Regions from separate parts of the Homo sapiens genome. Here all the other regions are linked to region 3. A link is a loop called in an ENCODE intact Hi-C map of the cell type or tissue named here. Cell type or tissue: PC-3. All regions are shown on one strand.

Evidence for each region. Peaks named below come from ENCODE experiments on the same cell type or tissue, not always from the same donor. Only the 100,000 strongest peaks of a DNase experiment are listed, where the experiment ranks them.
Region 1: it touches region 3 in a loop (6-fold over the local background); 3 of 110 quality-filtered maps call a loop at or near these places.
Region 2: it touches region 3 in a loop (4-fold over the local background); 6 of 110 quality-filtered maps call a loop at or near these places.

What each region holds. Positions count from the first base shown.
Region 1 is chr2:206,796,921-206,804,920 of GRCh38, forward strand. No RefSeq gene overlaps it. Among named protein-coding and RNA genes, the nearest start is that of MIR3130-1, 18 kb to the left of the region's middle. In PC-3, a CTCF peak has its summit at 3,776 (motif pointing right); a DNase peak (open chromatin) is centred at 3,791.
Region 2 is chr2:206,977,825-206,985,824 of GRCh38, forward strand. No RefSeq gene overlaps it. Among named protein-coding and RNA genes, the nearest start is that of CPO, 42 kb to the left of the region's middle. RefSeq lists a silencer at 4,014-4,163. In PC-3, a CTCF peak has its summit at 4,089 (motif pointing right); DNase peaks (open chromatin) are centred at 4,097 and 5,857; H3K27ac peaks cover 1,281 bases.
Region 3 is chr2:207,623,003-207,631,002 of GRCh38, forward strand. It overlaps METTL21A (methyltransferase 21A, HSPA lysine), which reads right to left and starts at 2,392. Exons shown (of 4, transcript NM_001127395.5): 1 at 2,060-2,392; 2 at 1,227-1,402. The coding sequence starts at 1,373. RefSeq lists a silencer at 1,988-2,587 and enhancers at 2,858-3,562, 3,563-4,265. In PC-3, a CTCF peak has its summit at 3,029; DNase peaks (open chromatin) are centred at 1,669 and 2,469; H3K4me3 peaks cover 3,592 bases; H3K27ac peaks cover 2,983 bases.

The sequences.
Region 1 (8,000 bases), 830 kb before region 3:
GGGCACGGTGGCTTACACCTGTAATCCCAGCACTTTGGGAGGCCGAGGCGGGCGGATCACGAGGTCAGGAGATGAAGACCATCCTGGCTAACATGGTGAAACCCCGTCTCTACTAAAAATACAAAAAATTAGCTGGGCGTGGTGGCGGGTGCCTGTTGTCCCAGCTACTTGGGAGGCTGAGGCAGGAGAATGGTGTGAACCTGGGAGGTGGAGCTTGCAGTGAGTCGAGATCATGCCACTGCACTCTAGCCTGGACGACAGAGTGAGATTCTGTCTCAAAAAATAAATAAATAAGAAAGACATGAAATATATTAAATATATAAATGAGCTTTCACCTCGTCATAACTTTTAAGTTAAATTAGACAAAGAGCCAATGCTATTCTATTCGAGAACCTTTGAAGTGCTCAGATGCTGCTTACACTCATCAGAAAAATACTCCATCTTATTAAATGTGAGGCCTGAAGAAAACCTAGTGTTAAAGAAAATCAATTAAAGATAAATAAAACAGAGGGGCAAAGCCCCGTTCACCAGCTTGGGTTCAGATGAAGCTCCCCCGACAGCCACTACTCCTGTGCTGTTGCAGGCTATTGTAACGGGGGTTCCACGTCATCCAGGCCACAGGCCAAGCCTTGGATGCACCTGCTCTTTGCCCAGCTGCCCCAGGGCAGAGCTCTGCACAGATCACAGTGCCTTAAGACAGGATGATAACACCCCTCAGTGTTTTCCTTAGAGTGCTCCATGCACCACAGCCATTTTTCAAAGCATCCCCCAGGCCAGGGTTAAGGCAGAACAGGTTTTCCAGTCATAGCCTCCCACTTAGCTGAGTAACATTTCTTGAGTGATCTTGTAAATGAATAGTTTGAAAGAAAAACAGGCAACTAAGGCAGTGCGGTCACATTGTTTGAGAATACAGATGCAAAATTACTTGTGAATTTACTTGCTCATTTTTCCAAAGGATGTAATCTGTACACTTAGAAGTATTTCACTCACATGGGGCTCTTTGTAGCAACACAAACCGAACAAGCTATTTCTGAAACTCATATTTAACTGTGATTTGATATCATCTTGATTTTCTTAATTTTTTTTAAAATTGTGATAAAATACACAACATAATATTTACCATCTTAACCATTTTTAAATGTACAGTTCAGTGGCAGTGAGTACATTCACATTGTTATATAACAATCACTACCCTCCAGCTCCAGAATCTTTTCAACTTGCAAAACGGAAATACTGACACATTAAACAGTAACTCCCATTTCCCCTTTCCCCCAGTGCCTGGCAACCACCATTTACTTTCTGTCTCTATGAATTTTACTACTCTAGACACCTTATAGAGTGGAATTGCTCAGTATTATTCTTTACTGACTGGCTTCTTTCACTTAGCGTAGTGTTTTCTGGCTCATCCGTGTCATGGCATGTGGCAGTATTTCTTTCGCCCGGGCACTTTGGGAGGCTAAGATGGAGAGGCTGAGAGTTGAAGACCAGCCTGGGTAACATTGCAAGACCCCCATCTCTACAAGAAAATTAAAAAGGCTTGAGCCCAGGAGATTGAGCCTGCAGTGAGCCATGATCATGCCCCTGCACTCCAGCCTGGGGAAAGAATGATACCCTGTCTCAAAGAAAAAAAAAAGAATTTCCTTCCTTTTAAAAAGATGGAATTATATTCTATTGTATGTATATACCACATTTTGTTTATCTGCAGATGGGCCCTTGGATTGTTTCTACCTTTTGTATCAGTGTGTGTGTGTGTGTGTGTGTGTGTGTGTGTGTGTGTGTGTGTGTGTGTATTTCTAGAAACTTGTTATTCTCCTGAGTGTTAAACTGTTTTAAATGTTTGGTTTTTCATTTCTAGAACATTTTCCTATCCTAAAATTTACCTATCTGGCTATCTATCATCTATCACTTTTCCTAAGGATCTTTAGTTGTTTACTTTTTAATGAAGTATAATATACGTTATGATAGTGTATTTTATGTATCCTCATATCCTTTCACTGTGGATTTAATTTTTAGAAATAACAAAAAGTCACATAGGGCAAATTCATTAAGCTGAGTGGGTGATTAAGTTAACAATAGTAATGACCATGTATTAAGTGCCTACTATGTGCCAGGCACTGTGCTAGCATTTCACACCCATTATATCATTCAGTCTTCACACCCCTGTTTGGTGGTTATTAATGATTACTAATATTCATTTTATAGATGAATAAACTGATACTCAAGGCCTTAATTGCCTTTCCTAGGGGTGCACAACTAGAAAAAAGGCAGAGCCAGATCTGCACCCAAGTCCTTCTGACCCCAGAGCTCATGCTTGTATCATCGCACCAGTGTTACTCAAGCTTTCCTGGTGATTACAGTCACATGTACTTGACAAAACCACAAACTGTTGGGCCTGTCCCAGTGATACTGAATCGAAATTTACTGAGGAGGGACCTGGGAGATTACACTGCTTGAACAGCATGGTACCGGGGAACCAGAGATCAACTTCAACCCTTCTGTTAGCTCTTAGTGGGCTGGTCAGCTGGATGTAGAAGCTAAATTGACAGCAGGCAGATTAACAAGAGAAAAATGTATAAATTTTACTAGTTTTACATGTACTTGGGGATCTTCACAAGAAAGTGAAGTCTGAACAAGAGGCCAAAGTAAGATATTCTTATACTTTTTAGACAAAGAATGATAAATTTGAGAAGAAACAACAGGAGAAAGAAAATCTGGCTAGGACAGTAAAATTTTCTAGGGGAGTCACAGGAGATATATGAGGGGGTGTAAAGCAAGTGGAAGATAAAGGTTATTTTGTTCGTAAGTTTGTTTATTCGGGTTCCTTGCAGCCTCCAAGTCTCTGGTGATAAGGGCTATTTTCTCATCCTGGTATGGATAAATCTCAGGGCCTTCGAAGAGTATCCGTCCCAGAGGATTCTTTATCCCTTGCTCCATACAGGAAGATATAGATCAGCTCTTCCTTTCTGAAACTAGAATTTCTCCATTGTTTTCCATTAGAAATAATCAACATACAAATTTTGGGATGGCACATCCTTCAGTCCTCCAATGGTATCTACCATATTTTTTTCAAACATATAACATACTTTAAGGTAATGAGATTAGGTCGTGCAGCTCACAAATAGCTCTGAAGGCAGTTCCTATAGCAGAGACTCAATTGTTATGAGCATTAGCTATTGGCATGACAGAATAGGCTTCAAAGTGACTTCTTTGAAGGACAAGATTTATTTGAATGTTCTGCTTTAGAATCATTAAAATGAGCACCCTCACTGCCATGTTGGCTCTACGCACAGTAAGATTAGAGAGACAGCGTTTTACAGTGAAAAGAGTAAGTCAACCCTGGTTTGGGATCTGGATAAATTGCTTAACTTCTCAGAGCCTTAGTTTCTTCATCTGTAAAATGGATTACTACCCAATTTGAAGGACTATTGTATACATTAGAAATAACTATATATGCCTTGTCATGTAGTAGATGCTTATAGCAGTTCTTATAATAATAAAGCGAAGTCCCCGTGGTGTATTGTAAATGTGAACCACACTCCTCAGCAGTGATCCTTGTGTGCTAAGCTAGTGGACCAGAGTTTCCAGCTGAAGTAGATCTGGAACCGAGTCTTGAAAAATGTGTGTAGAGAAGCTTCTGTACTTTTCTTATGTGGATGGCAGTGGCGAGGGGGCGGTGGCGGGTGCAGCTGCAATACTTAAAAAGGAATTCTATTGTGGCAATAAATGAATATGGCAAGAAATGAGCCTGGCAAGAAATGAATGACAATGGCCCCTAGGTGGTGCTGAATCATCATGGAAGTGGAGGCTGGACACTTGGCATTTGCGGAGGTGACTTCCTTCTGGTTTGAATTTCAAATAAGAGCAGGACAGCTCCTTGGGATGTCTGGGAAAAAAGACCAGGCAGAAAAGAGTCTTTTCACTAGGAGCGGGTGCAAAATACTCTTGCCTGTGAGGCCTCTTCAGGTCTTCGGTTTGCTTTAGTTGGAAACAGGAAGCAGGGTCAGACCAACTTGTATTCATTTGCTGAGAGCTGTTGGAGCTGTGACTGATTCTGACAGATCAAATACCATTTATAACACTCCTGTGGGGGACACTTTAACCGGGGATGTTAGTGCTAGCCCCTCCAGAGACTAAGTATGTTTGCGGGATGTGAGGACCCCTGGAATATACAAATATGCATGCTAATGAATTTTAACAAAAATAACCCATTATTGTTTTCTGTGCAACACTGTGCATTTCTCAGCTACACCTGTCCTTTCCAACCTCAATTGCTGGGCAACCTATTTTTCTTTCGGCATCAGAAGCGATAGCATCTGGGAAGTGAATCTGATGAATTCTGCCTGGCAACCAACATCTTTCCAACTGCCAGATCCTGGGGTAAGAAACTGAGATGCTCTGGAGCTGGTTCAGGGCCAGAACGCACCTGTCCTTGAGGGCCTGGTGATGGGGGAAGGAGGCTGGCCAAATGCAGAACTTCTGAAAGTCCACTTCCTGAGTTCATTTCCATTTTGGCAAAATGTGACTTAGGTTTCCAAGGGAAGGAGTTTACATGTATTAAAATGTCTCAGTGGCTGAAGTTGCTTTGTGTCCTCCGCTAAAGCCTCCTACCATCGATTCCCATCTCCAACACGTTTTCAACTGTGGTGTTTTGGGAAGGTAACCATAGCAACTAATCTTATTCAGAAATGACTGGACCTAGGCAGTAAACGGCAAGGTAACCCCATGGTAATTTTCAGTGGAAACCCAATATTGATTCTAACAATTGTACAGGCTGAGCACTGTTAGCTATTTACTAAGCACTGTTCTCCTTTAAGACATTTGATTCTCACAACCCTGTGAGGTAGTCATCATTATCCTCTCTAACACTCGAGAGTTGGCCCATGGTTGTGCAGCTAATTAAATCTGCTGGACCCTGAAATCAGCTTTTTTCTCTTATACAGACTCTGCCTTCTAAGGAAAACTGGAGAGACGCCTTCCGGTGTCTATTTTGCAGGTAGTAAAAGTGAGTCACAGAATCATGGAAATTGTTCAAGGCAACAGCAGAGCTGCAGATCCTCTGCCCTAATCCCAATAATGCCTTTCTGTTATATGTAGAGCTTTAGAGCTCTCAAGATTATCTCATCTATTGCTCACAGCGGGTCTTTGTGATGATTATATCTATTTATAGATGAGAAAATTGAGACATGAAAAGGTTAAATGGCATTTCTCAAGGTCACCAATTACTATATTGAAGAACAAGAAATAAAATCCGTTTCTAATTCTCTGCTGCCTTACTAGATGTGGTGCTTTAAAAATATTTCATCCACTTATCTGTTTCAGAATGTATCAGATACATTAGGTACCATATATTATGTGTGGTTGACAAGATTTTCAGGATTAACTTTAATTCACCAGAGATAAACTTTATATCTAATGAGATCATCTTTATGGAAATACTGTTTATGAGTATAAATGTTTTTATGTGAGAATTATATATTCTAATGAATCTTTAAAAATCCATACTTCATGTGCTATAGATGCAAAATCATAAATTTATCTCTGTAAATTGCCTAAGATGATGGTAGAGAAGGGTGTTATGCTTAAAATTTTTAGCGCTGTAAAAGCTACAATAGTCTCAAGAGAAAAATGGTCAGTAATCTTTAACAGAGCCACCTGCCATGCATGGGGCCCAGTGTATGGAGAGGAAGGGTGGGGGCATAACCCCAATCCCACAGGGTATGTTCGGTGGCTTAGATTTGTTCACTCAGTGGGGTAGAGGCACAACTCATGAAGTGACACCCAGAAGCCTGGACTCCAAGTTCCTTTGAGAGCTTGATGTAGACCCTTCAAACATTGGTCGGGGGTGGGAGTGCGAGGTGAGAGTAGGAGGTGTGGGAAGGTGACTGGAGATAGAAGCCTGACTCTTGCCTGGAAAAGCCCAAAGGCAGAAGGCTGCCTGGAGCTGCTGCTGATGGCAGAGCAAAAACAGGTGGCTGTAAGAAGGCTTTTGGCTTCCAAGTTTTGCAGGGGAGAAGGGATGGCATGGATGCATAATATTTCCTGTGGATTAAACGAATGCTGAAGAAACTAGCAGGCTTGAGTCATCCTGAAAGGCACCTGTCCTAGAGGACGTCCTGCCAAAGCTCAGAAATCTCAGCAAAAAGAGGCTGTATGGGGTCTTCACAGTCAGCCTGAGAGTGCCTTGTGGGGGTCAGGTCAGGGAATGCTGTGGTGTAAGAAAGACACGCCATGGAAAGAGAGGTGGGAGTAGGGGTGTCTCTTAAGAACCCACAAAAGTCACTCATGTGAGGAGGAGCCAGCACTTGAGCATCTAGCACACAAAGGGCATCCTCGCAGACTGCAAGGTCACCAGTGAATAGACCCATTTACCTCTAGTCCCTCCTCCCCACCTGGCCCTGGAGATGCCAGAGGCAGCACAGTGAGCGGGGCAGGAGGAGCAGAAAACAGAGCAAGGGGGGCAAACAGCAAAAGAAGATTCCACAGCCTCCTCCCCCTGCTGCTCATTACTGAGCTGGAAGAAAGGAAGGAATCTTAGATTGGGTGAGAGCTGCATATTTTGAGAATAGATCAGGTGATGAGCTTTTTAATACCTTAAAATGAGGCTCTGCTAATAGCCATGTGCAACCAAAAATACTCTGGCATATGCCGGAGATGGCCTCTCTGAGGTGGGAAGGGAGAGCTGGCAGAGCCAGTGTGATGGGCAAGGGAGGGAAGAAGATGGAGCTGTTTCCAGCCTGCTGGAGCTACTGACCCAGCCTGTTCAATAAACTAGTGTCCCCTAGTAAGAGCCTTCCAAGTTAATCGAATGAACCCCTGGATTTCTTCTTGCTCTGTCACCCCCAGCAGTGAGGCTCACTCTAGAGTTTAGATCCTGCGTGTTCTTTTTCTTTTAACATCTGGTAGAAAAAGCACCCCCTGGCCTCTTCCACTTGGTTTCACATTTTCACTTTAGAGTTATCACCAAGTAGAAAAGCCACTTTTCCCTAAACTGCAGGCAAGAGCTGCAAACTCCCTCTAGGTGACTTTGTTGGGCCTTCAGAAGGTTAGAATCTGAAGGGAGTAAACATTACAATTAGGAAAAATTATCTCTTACAATAAAACATCCTCTCATACTGTCTGTAATAGCATATAATGTTACATGGGCCCGAACAATATGTATTCATCTGCAATTATTTATGCTCACCAGGGAAAAATTATTTGTTTATTGTTTTAATCATGATTAACCAGCAGTGTAATGATAGGGTGATAATGATAACAACGTGAAGAATGAAATGTTTGAGGTGCAAATGGAAGGCAAGATGCTAACCCTAGATGCTGAAAGTTTCTGGTAGAGCACAGAGGCAGGAAGTCTATTCTTTAGTGGTGTGTGTGTGTGTGTGTGTGTGTGTGTGTGTGTGTGTGTGTGTGTGTGTGTGGTGTGTGTTGGGGGAAACGCATGGTATAGGGGGTACATTTATCCTGAACAAGGACGAGATAGGAGTGGCCCAGTGCTCTTCTGACTTCCAAAGCCTGCTTTGCATTCAAGTTCAGGAGCTTAGGGCTCTCAAAGACTTCTTTTTCCTTCCATTCCTCCCACAGAATGAGAACAAATCCTGGTTAGAGCTACAGGGATCTTCCCAGCTTGTGAAAATTCCCATGTAATTGTTTCTGAGAGGCTGTCTTTCTTTCTCAGAAGTTCCAGAGAATTCCAGCTTCCCAAGGGCTGACCTTGAGTCATCCACACACCCGTTTTCCACCTTCTCAGCTCTGGAACAGGGTTTGGTTCCGTGGCTTATGACTTTCCCAAGGTTTCTGAGCTCGGTCCAGCAAGTAAAATATGTATCCCCTTCACTTAAGGAAGCAAAATTTTGTGGGCAAATTCTCAATCATGGCAAATCTTCATCTTTTGTATCTGGCTTTGGTTTAAACAAATGGTTAAAAGTACCTCCCAGCTAGCTTTGGTGAATGAAGTTGATAAAACTAAGTTACATTCCTTTTGATTAAATATAGGCATGAAGAGT
Region 2 (8,000 bases), 650 kb before region 3:
AAGTAAACAAACACCTCACAAAATGGTAAGTACTAAAATGAAGAGCACGTGCAAGCAACTAGCGGAGAAGAGCCATTAACTCAACCTCTGTGGGGCGGGCATAGGAGCGGGCTAGGGAAGGGTTCATTAGTTTTCTTAGAATGTGAGAAAAACTTGGAAGTAGTCTGATTGCTTAAATGATCTGCACTCTGTACAAGACACAATCTTCAATTTGAGATCCTGATAATAGCCATGGACATACCAGTTAATTTTACATTTGTAATTAAAAATAATCTCAGCATCTTTTATGAGGCAGGATGCGGTAGTTGGGGAGGAGTGTTGAGAATCAGGGGTTTGCAGCAGAAGCAATGGAGAAGGGGCTAAACCTGAACATGCCCTCCCTCAGAGTGGGGAAGAGGCTGGAATTAAATCATAGTCAAGAAACAACCAGCCAGGCGCGGTGGCTCACGCCTGTAATCTCAGCACTTTGGGAGGCCGAGGCGGGCAGATCACGAGGTCAGGAGATCGAGACCATCCTGGCTAACACGGTGAAACCCCATCGCTACTAAAAATACAAAAAATTAGCTGGGCGTGGTGGTGGGCGCCTGTAGTCCCAGCTATACAGGAGACTGAGGAAGGAGAATGGCGTGAACCTGGGAGGCAGCGCTTGCAGTGAGCCAAGATTGCACCACTGCACTCCAGCCTGGGCAACAGAGCCAGACTCTGTCTCAAAAAAAAAAAAAAAAAAAAAAAGAAATAACCTGGATGTCTCTGGCTCTTTACTTCTCAGAAAGTCAAGCATCTGATGTTAGCTCCTGTTCCCAAATTCATTGGTTCATATAACTAAAAGATCTGAAGGGAGTTCAAGAATAAAAGAATCCAGAGATTCCAAAGATGTTATCAGAGTTTAATGAGTTTCCCTATTTTAATTTTGCATCAGATCTTTTTCTGTTGGTTTTATTGAAGCAGGCTCTTTCCATGTGAGAGCAAAATGCAACCCCTGCTCTTATTGTCCTTCCGCCCATCCCCTGCAGCTCTAGTCCTGGATCCTATCCTCTCCACAACCCTGGAAAAAAAGTGTTTCTCTTTTGTAGTGATTCCAGTACAATTCCCAAAGAGGGACTGAATGGGCCTCCATGAGTCAAGAAGTTGGAATATGCTGTTGTCCCAGCCCAGGTCACATGTTCACTCATAGACCAGCTTCCCAAACCACGTAGGTTGAGATAGGAAATAAAATCAGGCCGCTTATGTTGGAAGAAGAGTGAGTAGACACTGGTCAGTTAAAAAGCAACAACTGGCTGGGTGCGGTGGCTCACGCCTGTAATCCCAACACTTTGGGAGGCCAAGGTGGGTGGATCGCCTGAGGTCAGGAGTTCGAGACCAGACTGGCTAACATGGTGAAATCCTGTTTCTACTAAAAATACAAAAAACTAGCCGGGCGTGGTGGCAAGTGCCTGTAATCCCAGCTACTTGGGAGGCTGAGGCAGGAGAATCGCTTGAACCTGGGAGGCAGAGGTTGCAGTGAGCCGAGATTGCACCATTGCACTCCAGCTTGGGCAACAAGAGCGAACCTCCATCTCAAGAAAAAAAAAAAAGCAACAGCTTCCCCCTAACCCAGAAAAAGCACAGGGCCTTTCTACAAGTCTCAGAGTTCACCCTAGCAGATTCTAAGTGTCATATTCTCAAAAAGAAGGTAAAATCATTTATTTCTCAACTATGTGCTGGGCATACATTCAAAATTAGGTTCAGGATTCCCCAGAGCAAAGCCAAAGTCCATTCTACTCACTGTGTCTGCTTAATTGTAGCAACCATGCCTCTGTGCCCTTACACAAAATCTTCAGGAATCTATTTTCATGAACCATTCCCAGGATTCAGGTAAGTGAGAGACACTCTAGGGAAGCGTTAACATCAAAAACTCTGAAGCCATATTGCCCAGGTAAAGCTCCGCCCAGTCACTTCATGGCTGTGTACCTGGGCAAGTCGCAGAACATGTTTGTGTCTCAACTGCCTCATTGATAAACTGTGGATAAGAGGACCTACCTTACACTGCTGTTGGGGAGATTAGGTAGGTTAACGTTTGTAAAGTGCTTTGAATGATGATTTTCCATGACAGAGTGACTTGTCCACCCTAGACCACCTACTCTAATCACAATGTAAGAGCTTAGTAAATATTAGGAGTTAAGACTATTAATACTAATGATACTGTCAGAAAATGTGGTGTCTGATGCTCCTGCCACAAGAAAGCCTATGTTCCCAAATCACTTTCATTAGGGTTTTTCTCTAGGGCTAAATACAGAGAGCATGTCCAAACAGGTGCTATGGCAGAACCCTGATTCAGCTTTGTTTTCCCGGAGCTGAGCTGAAGCAAGGTGTTATCTGAGCTTTTCAGATGTGTGTCTCTGAAGGTCCAGGATTTTCAAAAGATGAACGTTTAAATCTACTTTCAGTGTGAGGCCAGGGAACAGAAGAGAAGTGGAAATATCCTTGGCCATTTCTTGTAGGTGCCCAACCCAGGGATCTGCTTATTGCAAATATTCCTGTGGCCCCTCCTTTCTCCCCAAATTAACCAGGATGCCCAAAACTTGAACCCAGGCTTGCAAAGAAAACTAGCTACAAGAGGCATTTTTAATTAAGTGCTGTTAAGATCACTTTGGCAGTGGTGATGGGGTTTCACAGATATTATTAAATAATAGAAAAAATGTGTATACATTTTTCTGGAAGAAGCATACAGACATTTTCACATTTTAAAAATATTTTTCAAAGAGTCTGTAACCCCCCTTTCAAAAGATAAGAACTGCTGACTCAGAGGGATACTAGTTGAATTTAAGCAATTCAGGTAATTAACTGAAATCAATCAATTCAATTAATGAGAATATGTTCTTATTTGCCTGATAATCATATTTTTGTTATTTTAAAGGAAAGCTGTTGATAGAGAAATGTTATCCCATTATTTTTCATGATGATGGGACTGATATCTCCCCAGATGTATTTTTGCTTTTCTAGCCAAAACCTGACAGCTAGCCTCCTCTAGTCAGCAGGGTTGCTTCGAAGACACAGTTGTGTGTGCTGGTCTTCATTTGCTGTGAGTCTAAATGGAAACCTATAGGTGCTTTTCTGTGTCTTTGGTGTTTTCTGAAAATATCTCATTAGACATCTCAACATGCTGGTAAGGTGGAATCTCAAACAATCACCACATAGCAATAGGGCCGAAGAACTCAGGGCTTCCTCCACTCCAACACTCTGCCTGTGCATGTGACTTCTGCTCCAAGTCCTTGGTCCAGTCCTTAACCCATTTATGCCTGAGGTTGCAATTTTTTGAATTTTTGCCATCAGACCTTGGCAATGACCTTGAGCAGTGGGATATAAATAACTTCCACATGGTTAGCGTTGCAATAATGGAACGCTAGGCATAATGATGTAAATAATGTTGGCACTTCTTCCAGAGATCCCGAGGGCAGGATCCTACTGGTGCCAGGCACTCATTTACAGTAAGCAGCGTCTGTTACCAGCCTCAGGAGCAGAAGGTGAGAGTAATGATCACGGATCTCTGCACCAGTGGCTTCCCCAACCTAGTTACTTGTTTGTAATTAAGATGACAATGCAGCCGGGTGCGGTGGCTCATGCCTGTAATCCCAGCTCTTTGGGAGGCTGAGGCGGGCAGATCACTTGAGGTCAGGATTGGAGACCGGCCTGGCCAACATGGTGAAACCCTTTCTCTACCAAAAATATAAAAGATGAGCCAGGTGAGCCAGGTGTGGTGGCTCATGCCTGTAATCTCAGCTACTCGGGAGGCTGAAGCAGTAGAATCGCTTGAACCCAGGAGGTGGAGGTTGTAATAAGCCGAGATCATGCCACTGTACTCCAGTCTGGGCGACAGAGCGAGGCTCTGTCTCCAAAAAAAAGAAAAAAAGAAAAGACAATGCAACACATTTTCACTTCCTTCAGGAATTAGTACATTCCAATTTGAAGGGACAGGAGAAGATGGCTAGGTGTGCCCAGATCTTGGATTCTAAAGACAGAAGGCCATGAACAAGTGCTTGTTTTCTGGTTGGTGGCATTGGAGGAAGGATGATAGCAGGCGCCGCACACAGAGGGTTTTCCAGGAGGTGGCAGTGCGCCCTAAGGCTGGATCTTGGCTGTGCCTGCCTTGTGTATCAACCAAAGAATATTGTAATTGAGACATAACATTATAATGCATTCCAGACCACACAGCTACTCGAGTGTCACCTCAAAATGCTTCTTACTAGTTTCAAAGTCACTGTAACCAGGGTAGGGAGCTGGAAGCGAGGTAGAGGGTGGGAAGAAATGGGAGGGAGCTCTTGGAGACAAATCCGGCAGCGACACTTAGCATTGCTGTGAATGGAGTTTCAATACCATCAGACCAGGAGATACCCTGATGCATATTTACAACTGCTCCCACGTTCACCTCTGAAGACCAATAAAAGAAACTGAAGGACTCATATTGTCTCCATTTTAATTCCCAGGTTTACAAGAAATATTTCATTATTCTAATTCACAGGGAAATAAAGCATCTTCCCTTTTTAAATGAAAGGTCTCCTTGTTCAGGGTGAAGAGCAAATCAAATCAGTCTCTCCCCTGAGAGGTAAGGTTGGCCCCAGATACCAGACTGTGAGGTGAATGGCCACGTGTGGATGATGGTGATGGGAGGAGGGAGGAGAAAAAAGAACACTGGGTGTTGACCAGATCGTGCGTGTGAAACACACATAAGAGATGTATTCACACGGAGTCCATCACAGGCAGGGCAGATTGACTCTGTAATTTCCAATGCCTGACAATGACATCTCGGGACAGACTAAGTGATGGAGGAATAAGAGGGAGGCTAGGCAGGTGTCTTTCCCCTGCAATAGGCTGTTGGCTGGGGTGCTGGTTTACGCAGGCACATTTACAGAAATGAAAGAGCTGGATAAGATCAGAGCAAGGAGTGCTACAATGACTCCTTAGTGTTGTCACATCGTTTACTAGACACATTTCTCGCTTGGGAGCCTGACTTCCTGTTTACACAGTTCTTATTTGTATTTTTTTGTTTATAGCTCCTTGGACTTAGCCAGAGACCTCCATATGGATGAGAGAAGAGTAAAGTCAGCCAGGTGGATTGCTTGGGAAATCTGTGCAAATGAAAATGATACTTAAAGAAAAAAAGCCCAGCCTTTAAATGCCTTTGAATTCATCCAGAGTCTGTATGTGGTTTCCCTTTAATTTAGAAAACTAGTTGCTTTCTGATTTCCTCAACCCTCTTGCACTGGAACTTTGTTCTATATTCTCCGCAAATCCCTTCTTCTGCAAAACTCTCTTTATTCAGCTCTCTTACCTAATTCTAAGAGTGATCCATGTTGAGAACGCACAGAAGTAGTGTTTCCATGCCTTGCTGGTAGCAATCAAAATATACCTGCCTTTCCCATGGCCGAGTGATGTTTTTAAAGCTAAAAAACAAAGCAGACAAACAAGCAAAACATTTACACACCAAAAAACTGGTTTTCAGTGCTGGGGTGATGTTCTTCCTATGGCCCTCTGCCAAGAGGCCAGGCCTTCCTAGCAGCGACCAGACTGCTTTCTGGACAAGTAGGGAGAAGTGCCTATTTTGCAGAGAGTGGGAAACCATTCACCAAGTGCAGAACTGGGTTATTTAATGGGGTGGTGGCAGCTCAAGAAAGCTCATCAATAATCAAGTGAGGGGGGCAGGAAGGGGAAGACTGGAGAATTACTGAAGCAGGTGGGCTTTCAGCATGGGGACTCAGCAGAAGGCAGGAGTGGAATGTAGACTCCTCTGGGCAGCGCAAGACACAGAATGTTCAGATTCCCACAGAAGAGTAATGTGCAAGAGGTGAGATGCAGTACATTCCCTAGAGGCAATGAAATCATCAAGAAAACCTATAAACATTATGGTGAGGTGGCAAGGTCCTATAAACAAAATAAGTACACATTGGATAGATCACAGAGAAAATGCATGTTAACTCTTTGCAACCCGTACAATAACAGGAATCCCAAACAGAGCACACAGCTAGAACTCTTAAGACATGCAACAGTCCTAATGAGATACCAACTACCCACTCTAGTGAGAGGAATGCATGGTCTACCCTCAGCTCATTATGATGTTTATGATTCCTGCATTCAATTGTTTTCCAAAGATAGCTTTTCAGCTTTTTGTTTGAGTCCCAATCTAAGGAATCAAGTGTTTGCCTGATGCCAAAATATCTAAATCCAGGTATTTCCTACAGTCTGGCAGGAATGTTATATCATTAGCCATATTTAAACTCAGAAATAACAGCCATGAAGATTGTAAAGGTGGTACCAGGATGATACAAATTATTCATGGAAAATGGTGTCATTGTTGTGCAGAAAGGGCGCAGCCCTAAAAAGCACCTCATTCAAAGTCAGTAAGTGCAGGAGATAATGTTCCTATTCGTCATCACGGAGAGAAGCATACAGTGAGGTTTACAAGGAAAACCCGTATCACACAGCTCCAGAACATGCAGCAAGGCTGCAGCTTTTAAATGTTTAGAAACATTTAAGAAAAATGTCATTTAAGAAATATTAAGAAAGAGTTAAATTTCACAGGCCAGTGCAGGAAGATGGTGGGAAAGATATTGAGACATCTTTTACATGATCATATTACTGACCTAGGTTTCTTTGTGGTTCCTGTTGGTGGTAACATTTGCATTGAGTCAGCTGCCAGATCTGCAAAACGCATTTTCTTCTGTTGTTTTTTAAGCTTAAAAGCATAAGACTAGGAGCAATATCTAAAATCATTTGGTCCAAACTTTAATATTTTAGCATGGAACTCTTTGCAAAAAAACAAGCAAGAAAATAAAAACGTACCTTGATAAATCTTTATACACTTAGGGTTATTTCGTTGTAGGCAAGATAAATTAATGAGCTAACTAAAGCATAAGGAAATTCACTTGAAAGATACTAATGCTTGCACCTGATTGAAGGGAGGATGTAAGCATGAGGCTTTGAATATACAGGTAATTCTCTCTGTGATGAAGAGAAAGAACATTGTCTCACACACTTACTGACTTTGAATAAGGTGCTTTTTAGGGTTGTGCCCTTTCTGCACAACAGTGACACCATTTTCCACGAATAATTTGTATCATCCTGGCACCATCTCCTCAATCTTCATGGCTGATATTTATGAGTTTAAATACGGCTAATGATATAACATTCCTGCCAAATAGTCAATAGGAACTATCTGGATTCAGATATTTGACCATCAGGCAAATGCTTGATTCCTTAGATTGGGGATCAAACATAAAGCCATATTTTGAAAAATAATTTAATACTGCACAACCAAAGTGGCAACGAACTTTTACCTTTTCTTTTGCCATTGTAGTTGCTGGTGTGAGGGTCAAACTCTAAGGGGAGAGAGTCTGATTAAGCTGGGGTCACATGTTTGGCTGTACCTAGGTGGTGAGAGCTTCTCGTAGAAACCAATAGCCTGTGTGGCTTATAGTCAGGACATCTTGAGGCTTTATACAATATGAAGGGTGTAATTCTTCACATGGAAATTTGGGAGCTGTTAGAAGAGAGGAATGGGTGCTGAGAAACAAAAATTCATCAAAAACACACACACACACACACAAACATGCACCCCACACACCAAATAAAGCAGATGAACAAAGCTGAGGACAGAAAAGGAAAGGAGCCTGGAGCCCAACCCCTTACCCATTATAAAAGTGTCTGGGACATTCCACGACACAGAATGGAAACCATTAATGTGACTCGTCTTCTGAAGATTTGGTATCATGAGATCTAATTTATTATTCCCCACATTTTCAGGGCATGCATTCCACACTATCTTTCCATCACTATTTCCTTCAAAAATTCTTAATGATCATAGTTATAATTTAAATATCAACTCAATATTGACTGTTATCAAAATGTGATTGTGGAAATCACTTGTGTAGTCTCAAATCTGTATGACTTTCTACCTCTGGTCTCGTGATATGATTGTACTTCTTCAACTTCTTTGAAGTTAGGTGTGACCAGGTGTTGTACAAAGA
Region 3 (8,000 bases):
GTTCAAGCGATTCTCCTGCCTCAGCCTTCCGAGTAGCTAGGACTACAGGTGTGCGCCACCACGGCTAATTTTTGTATTTTCAGTAGAGATGGAGTTTCGCCATGTTGGCTAGGCTGGTTTCGAACTCTTGACTTCAAGTGATCTGCCCACCTCGGCCTCCCAAACTGCTGGGATTACAGGTGTGAGCCACCACACCAGGCCTATATCTTTATTATTACCAGAGTAACTTCCATGTAGTTACCTGGACTGGATTCCTAGAAGTGGTATTACTACATTAGAATATATTGAGATTTTTATTCCTACGTGTTTAACATCCCTAACAATGTTAAAACTGTCAAACTGTATTTATGCCAATCATGCATTCAACATTAATTGAGTTCCCACTGAGTCCTAGGTGTGGGGCTAGATGCTGAGGGCTCAAGTCAGAACAGGGCAGGGAGAGGAAGAAGTTAAAAAGCAGTTACAATTTTTTAACAATTACAACTATGGAAAACTTAAAGAAAACACATAATCTCCATTTTGGGCTCTGCCACTTTACAATACTCTGTGAAATAAAGAGACTAACTCGGCTGGGCGCTGTGGCTCACGCCTGTAATCCCAGCACTTTGGGAGGCTGAGGCAGGTGGATCACTTGAGGTCAGGAGTTCCAGATCAGCCTGGCCAACATGTCGAAACCCCATCTCTACCAAAAAATACAAAAATTAACCAGGTGTGGTGGCGTGCACCTGTAGCCCCAGTTACTCCAGAGGCTGAGGTGGGAGAATCACTTGAACCCAGGAAGCGGAGGCTGCATTGAGCCAGGATCGCACCACTGCACTCCAGCCTGGGCAACAGAACGAGACTATGTCTCAAAAGAAAAAAAGACTAACTCGTGTCCAAAGCAGTTGGGGGCTTTCCTTCCTATCCTCTCCGACAAGTCATTAACTTTCCTCAGCTTTCATTTACACCTTTAAAATGTAATCTATGTGGAGGGACAAGAGGAGTGACTAAGGGATACGGGTTTGAGAGTGGCAGTGATAGTAAAACTTTTAAAATTGAAGCGGTAATAGTTGCACTACTCTGTGAATATACTGTATTTTTAAAACCGCACTGAATTGTGCACTTTAAATAGGTAAAGTGTATGCTATGTGAATTATATCTCAATAAAGCTGTTCTAAAAAAAATAAAAAATAAAAGCCAGTCTTGCAAGTGTGAACGTTTTCAGAGGTCCCCCAGGGCTTACTTACCGCATCCCAAACCACCGCTGCGACTCCCAGGTGTCTCCAGTCCTGCCGGATCTGGATCGTGTGGTTTGCAAAGGAAAAAGTTGCAAGAGGCTTGTGGAATTTCTGCAACCCAAATTCCGTGGTCTCCTCATAGGGCACGAGGGCCATTCCGCCTGCACCCCGCCCTCTGCTCAGACCTGCCGTGCAAAAGAATCCTGGGTGACGCTCTGGCCAAAAGATACATTATCTGTTCTTAACTAACTCCAAATGCTTTTAAGGTCGTTTACAAGTTCAAAAGAAAAAAAGAAACAGGTGGAGGAAGCCTTTGTCCAATTTCTTTTGCATGGCTCTTCCGAATCTGAGTGAGATTTGGCTCGGAATTTGTGTCAACGGATGTGTTTGGGGAAGAAGAAAAAAAAAGCCCAGAACATTCCAACTTCCGCAGAATACCCTATACACTGCACTGCTACCACTCCGTGAATTCAGAACTACACAAGCGGCGGAAGCGGCGGTGATCGCCCAGGGCCCCAGAGCAGCGCGGAAAGCAGCGCTTCCAACCCAGACCCGGGCGCCCGGACTGCAGCTGCAGCCAGCCGGGCGGCCCGGGTTCTTTCGCTACGGTTTCGCTACCCACCTCCCCTCCTCCATCGGCTGCTTCGATAGTGATAACAATGGGACAGAACCTGCCCTTAGACTGGGTGTTAGCGGTTTGATAAACCAGAAATACATGGTCGCCGCAGTTCCGTCTCCCCGACCCTGGAAGTGAGCGACACTGGGGGCCTCCAAGCGGCTCGCGGGGACAGCGGGGACTCGGAGGCCTCCCCGAACTCCCCCTATAGCTGCCCCCCACTCACCCCTCTCCCGGGACGACCAGTGCGCCCTTCCTGCCCGGGGGCCCCGGAGCTGCGGCAACCCTCCAGGGGTGAGAGGGAGACCAGGCGAGGGGGGTCACAGGGCCTCTTAGGATCCCCAGGCCATACGGGGCGCCGTGAGCTGCCCGGCGGAGCACCCAGGGCTCGCCCAGGCCGGGCTGAGGCGCCGCCACGCCGGTACTTACGGCCCGGGAGGCGGTCCCGCGTGGAGCGCGCGCTCCGCTTTCCCCGCCCCGGGCTGGCTGCGAAAACCGCCGGCCTTAAAGAGCCCGCGACGCGGGGGCGGGCGGCCCCGGCCCGGAGCCACGCATTTCCGGTCTCCCGGCACCCAGCCTCCGGCAGGTGCCCCCGGAGCTCACGGCGAGGGCGGGGCCGGGCCGTGGCGCGGTGGAGGAGTGACGTTGCGGGAGGGGGGACCGGGGCTTTCCCTCGTGCGTCCCCAGGGTACACGGACGACTTAATCCGTTTCCCCCGCCGCCGAGGGAGGCGCTGTGGGGGCGGGAGCAAGAGTGAGATCGGGGTGCCGAACTGCCGCGGGTGCACAGGGAGAGCATGGGGTGCCCTGGGCTCTCCTAGCGGGAGAGAAAAGCCACCCACCTGGCGCTGAATGTGCCTCTCGACCTTTTCTATCATGTGCTCCGCCGCTCTCTGCCTCTGACTTTGTCGCTTGCGCGTTGTGCCTGTTTTTTAAAGGTGGCGCGTTAGCGGATGATGGAGACAGCTCGCTCCGAAGAAGGCATGGTCACTCTAGTCCCCGCGTCTCCACGGTGGGGTCAGAAGCGGCGTAATAGCCCGCTTGGCGGCAATCGAGTGGAAAAGTCACAAAACCCTTTTCAACTAAAGCACAGTGGGGGAAGTGAACACGTGGCGCCCGAGTCCAAGTTTTTAAAGTGGGGCGGGGGTCGGCGGGCTCTGGCTGCAGTCGGAAGCGCGGAGCTCTGGGCGTGCGCTCGGCTCCAGCCCCGGCCCCAGGCGGCGCTGCAGACTCCAGTGCCCCAGTCTCCCTCCTCCCGATGCCAAGACGCACCTGCCCGTGAGGACCCACGCTGGACGTGGAAGGTGCCGAGGGCCTGGTACCCTGGCCGCAGGCCCTGGCAGAGCGCGCGGCTGGAGTGGGTCCATTGAGTGGGACCGTGCGGGGACCGGCATCCTCCCGGGGCAGGCTTCTTTTTCCTCCTGGGGCCCCTCGCCCCACACCGCCCGCTGCGCTCTCAGCGCGGCTGCACGTTAGAACCAGCTGGGGTAAACCTCCCTTACCAGTCCCCCGCCCCAAGAGCTGGCCATGGGAGGGGGCCCGAGCGCTGATTTTTTTGTTTGGTTTTTTGCTTTTGTTTTTGTTTTTGTTTTTGTTTTGAGACGGAGTCTCTCTCTGTCGCCCAGGCTGGAGTGCAAGGGCGCGAACTCGGCTCACTGCAGTCTCCGCCTTCCGGGTTCAAGCGATTCTCCTGCCTCATTCTCCCGTGTAGCTAGGATTACAGGCCTGCGCCAGCACGCCAGCTAATTTTTGTGGGATTTTGTTTGTTTGTTTGAGACGGAGTCTTGCTCTGTCGCCAGGCTGGAGTGCAGTGGCGCGATCTCGGCTCACTGCAGCCTCCACCTCCCGGGTTCAAGCAGTTCTCCTGCCTCAGCCTCCAAAGTAGCTGGAATTACAGGCGCCCGCCGCCACACCCGGCTTTTTTTGTGTTTTTAGTAGAGACGGGGCTTCACCATGTTGGCCAGGCTGGCCTTGAACTCCTGATCTCCGGTGATCCGCTCATCTCAGCCTCCCAAAATGCGGGATTACAGGTGTGAACCACTGCCACCTCCCCCACCCCTACCGCCCGAGCGCTGATTTTTTTTTTTTATTATTATTATTCAGAGTTTCGCTCTTGTCACCCAGGGTGGAGTGCAATGGCATGATCTCGGCTCACTGCAACCTCCGCCTCCCAGGTTCAAGGGATTCTCCTGCCTCAGCCTCCAAGTAGCTTAGATTAAGGGGCCCACCACCACGACTGGCTAATTTTTGTATTTTTAGTAGAGACGGGGGTTTCACCACGTTGGCCAGACTGGTCTCGAACTCATGACTAAAGGTGATCCACCCGCCTCGGCCTCGCAAAGTGCTGGGATCACAGGCATGAGCCACCGCGCCCGGCAAGCGCTGATATTTTTAAGAGCTCCCGGGGCCGCCCCCGGGAGCCTGCTTCCCGCGGTGGGAGCCTGGCGGGGGCCTGAACCTCTCTCTCCTGGCCTCTTCCGTCCTGTAGGCGGCGTCCCCGGCCTCCAGATTAATCTTCCATCGGAAGGTGGGGCCTGTGGCTTCGAGGGTAACCTCAGGGAACTTGGAAGACCACCAGTGAGGGACTTTTACCTCCTTTTTCGTTTTCTTTTTTGGTCCTCTCGCTTTCTCTCTTAGTATTTCCTTTCTCTCTTACCTCCTGCACTTGGTGTTTCTGCCTCTCAGCTTTCCCTTTATCGAAGACCTCCCTTTCTTGCCTTTATTTTCTCTCTGTCCCTTTTTGCAGGGAGAACCAGCAATGGGCACAAGAAAGAACATGTATGGGCTTTGGGGCCAGACAAATATGGAAAATTTAAATTATTCCTCTGACTCTTTAAATGGGATGACTTTGGGAAATTACTAAACCTCGCTAGATCCCAGGCTGCTCATCCCTGAAGCCTGGCATGGAGCCTTGGGCCCCTTCTGTTTTTTCTCCCTATTCTCCATCCTTTCTGCTGAAATCAAGCATATGACCTCAAAAAACAAAGCAAAACCTTCCCCACCTCTCCAGCACTCTAACATGGAACATGTGCCTCATTATATTATGAGTTTTCTAGGAAGGTGTCATTTACTTTTTCTCAACCGTCTTGTCCTCCCAATGTTCTAAGCTGTATCAGATGGCTCAGGAAGCACCAAAAGGAATATTGAGGAACATATGCAACTCGTATAGCAGTGTAGCCATTAAGCAGAGCTCTGTTTTTATCAAAATAAGCCAGTGGTCCACTGAATATTTGAAAATACATTTTTAATCCTAAAAACAAGTTGGTGTGTGGCAGACTACATATTGTTTGGAGTAGTCGGCCAAGTGTGGTGGCTCACGCCTGTAATCCTAACACTTTGGGAGGCCAGGGTGGGAGGATCACTTGAGCCCAGGAGTTCAAGATCAGCCTGGCCAACATAGTAAGACCCCATGTCTAAAAAAATTTTTTTAAAGGCCAGGTGCAGTGGCTCACACCTGTAATCCCAGCACTTTGGGAGGCTGAGGCGGGTGGATTACAAGGTCAGAAGATCGAGACCATCCTGGCTAACACGGTGAAACCCCATGTCTACTAAAAATACTAAAAATTAGCCGGGCATGGTGGTGGACACCTGTAGTCCCAGCTACTCAGGAGGCTGAGGCAGAAGAATGGCGTGAACCCAGGAGGCAGAGCTTGCAGTGAGCTGAGATTGCACCACTGCACTCCAGCCTGGGTGACAGAGCGAGACTCTGTCTCAAAAAAAAAAAAATTTAAAAAAAAAAATAGCCGAGCATGGTGGTGCACACCTATAGTCCCAGCTACGTGGGAGGTTGAGGTGGGAGGATCATGTGAGCCCAGAGGTGGAGGCTTCAGTGAGTCCTGAAGTCACACCACTGCACTGTATCCTGGGTGACACAGCAAGACCCTGTCTCAAAAAAAAAAAAAAAGAAATTCTGACAGTCTTTTTTTTTTTTTTTTTTTTTGACACAGAGTCTTCTCACTCTGTCACCCAGGCTGGAGTGCAGTGGTGCAATCATGGCTCACTGCAGCCTGGACCTCTTGGGTTCAGGCATCCTCCCACCTCAGCCTCCTAAGTAGCTGGGACTACAGGTGTGTGCCACCACACCCAGCTAATTTTATTTTTTGTATAGAGAGAGTCTTGACATAGAGTCTTGACATGATGCCCAGGCTGGACTTGAACTCCTAGCCTCAAGTGATCCCCCCACCTCCTTCTTCAGCCTCCCAAAGTGCTGGGATTACAGGCGGGAGCCACTGAGCCTGGCCTCTCCTGACAGTCTTGTTAGGAATATGCAAAAAGATAGATTTACTTCCCGCATTGTTTGTAATTCCGAAGTGCAGTTTAATCGTAGTGTTAACAGTGTATAAAATAGTGCTTTAGCTGGGCGAGGTGGCTCACGCCTGTAATCCTAGCACTTTAGGAGGCCGAGGCGGACGGATCACCTGAGGTCAGGAGTTCGAGACCAGCCTGACCAACATGGAGAAACCCCATCTCTACCAAAAATACAAAATTAGTCTGGCATGATGGCGCATGCCTGTAATCCCAGCTACTCGGGAGGCTGAGGCAGGAGAATCTCTTGAACCCAGTAGGCAGAGGTTGCAGTGAGCCAAGATCACGCCATTGCACTCCAGCCTGGGCAACGAGTGAAACTCTGTCTCAAAAAAAAAAAAAATAGTGCTTTTTACTTTTATCTGAATGATTGAAATGTCCTTTTCCCAATCCTATGATGCCTGACTGCAAAATAATGGTAGAAGGACACTTAGGCCTTTGTCCCTCCTGTCTCCTGGAACTAGTCCATGTCCAAGGTCATAGTAGAAGCAGTCACCTTGCTACTACCTTGGCACAGCTTGATCCCTATGTTCCCCCAGGCATGTTCCCTTTTTAGGCCAGGGTGGATACCCAACCCCACGCTGGGTACATAATTCTCTCTGCAGAAAGAATGCAGAGTGACTATCAGACATCTGTTGTTACTGCCTGCCCAACATCTATTTCTCATTTTCCTGGTAGCAGCAGTTCTCTTCTGCTGATGGTCAGGAGCCCAGCTTCTGGAGTGCAAGTTCTGCACCAACTCAGCTCTGCAATTTATTAGCTGTGAGGGCTTGGGTGAAATGCATTAACCTGTGTCTCAATGTCCTCATCTATAAAATAGGGATAATGTGATTATTGTATGAGTAAACAACAAAGATAACCTGAGATTAAAATGAGTTAACTTATCTACTTAGAATTGCGCCCAACAAACACATTTTATAGAGCATTTGCTTATACTGTTATGTGTTTGGACTGGTCTATCCTCAGCCCTTACTACATGATCAGGCACATGCCCCAGGCCTGGCCAATATGAACACAGTCCTTCCACCTGGCCACAGGTAGGTGAGATGTGAACATGTAACCAAAGCTGGGCCTAACCAGAACCCATTCTGAGACTTGAGACTCTCAGAGAACCAGCCTGTTGGGGAAGGATAGAAATTTAGAGGTCCTATTGGCCATCTGGTCCCAAGAGAACAAAACTAGCAGCAAATGTGGCCAGTGAAGGCGCTGGTGGAGAGAGAGGCTGCCTCCTGTTGATGTTTGACCACCTGGATCCAGCTGTCCTGGAATTTTCAGTTATTTGAGCCATTAAATTCCCTAATTAGCTTAAGCTGTCATTTGAGCAGCTTTTTTTTTTTTTTTCCATATCCTGAAGAAGAAAAACAATCCTAATACATTCAGTCTGGGCCGGTCCCTTGAGCAAAGGAGAGATATAAAGCCATGCCTGTATGGGGCCATCTTCACTGTGCGGTATAGATGGAGAAACCATTCTACAGAGAGCAGTCACCAGCAGAAACTTGGGGCTGAGCTGCCAGCTGCCGTTTTCCTGATGCCTCTCTTGTCCTGAGCCCTTCCTGGCTGCACCTGGGTTCTCAGGTCCCATGGGAACCCAGGGTAACCAGACAAGACATTTTCCTTTCTTGATTAAGCTCGCTGGAGTGCCTGTGACATACATACAGCCAGAGTCCCAGTGAAAAGGATGTTTTTTGTTTTTAGGAAGTGATGTAGACAGAATATAAACATTCTGTAAGTTCCTCAGACCTATTCAATGTTATAATATAGGTAGTATTAAAAGTGTTCTTCAAAAAATTTAAAGAAATTGAGGCCAGGCGCGGTGGCTCACGCCTGTAATCCCAGCACTTTGGGAGGCTGAGGCGGGCGGAT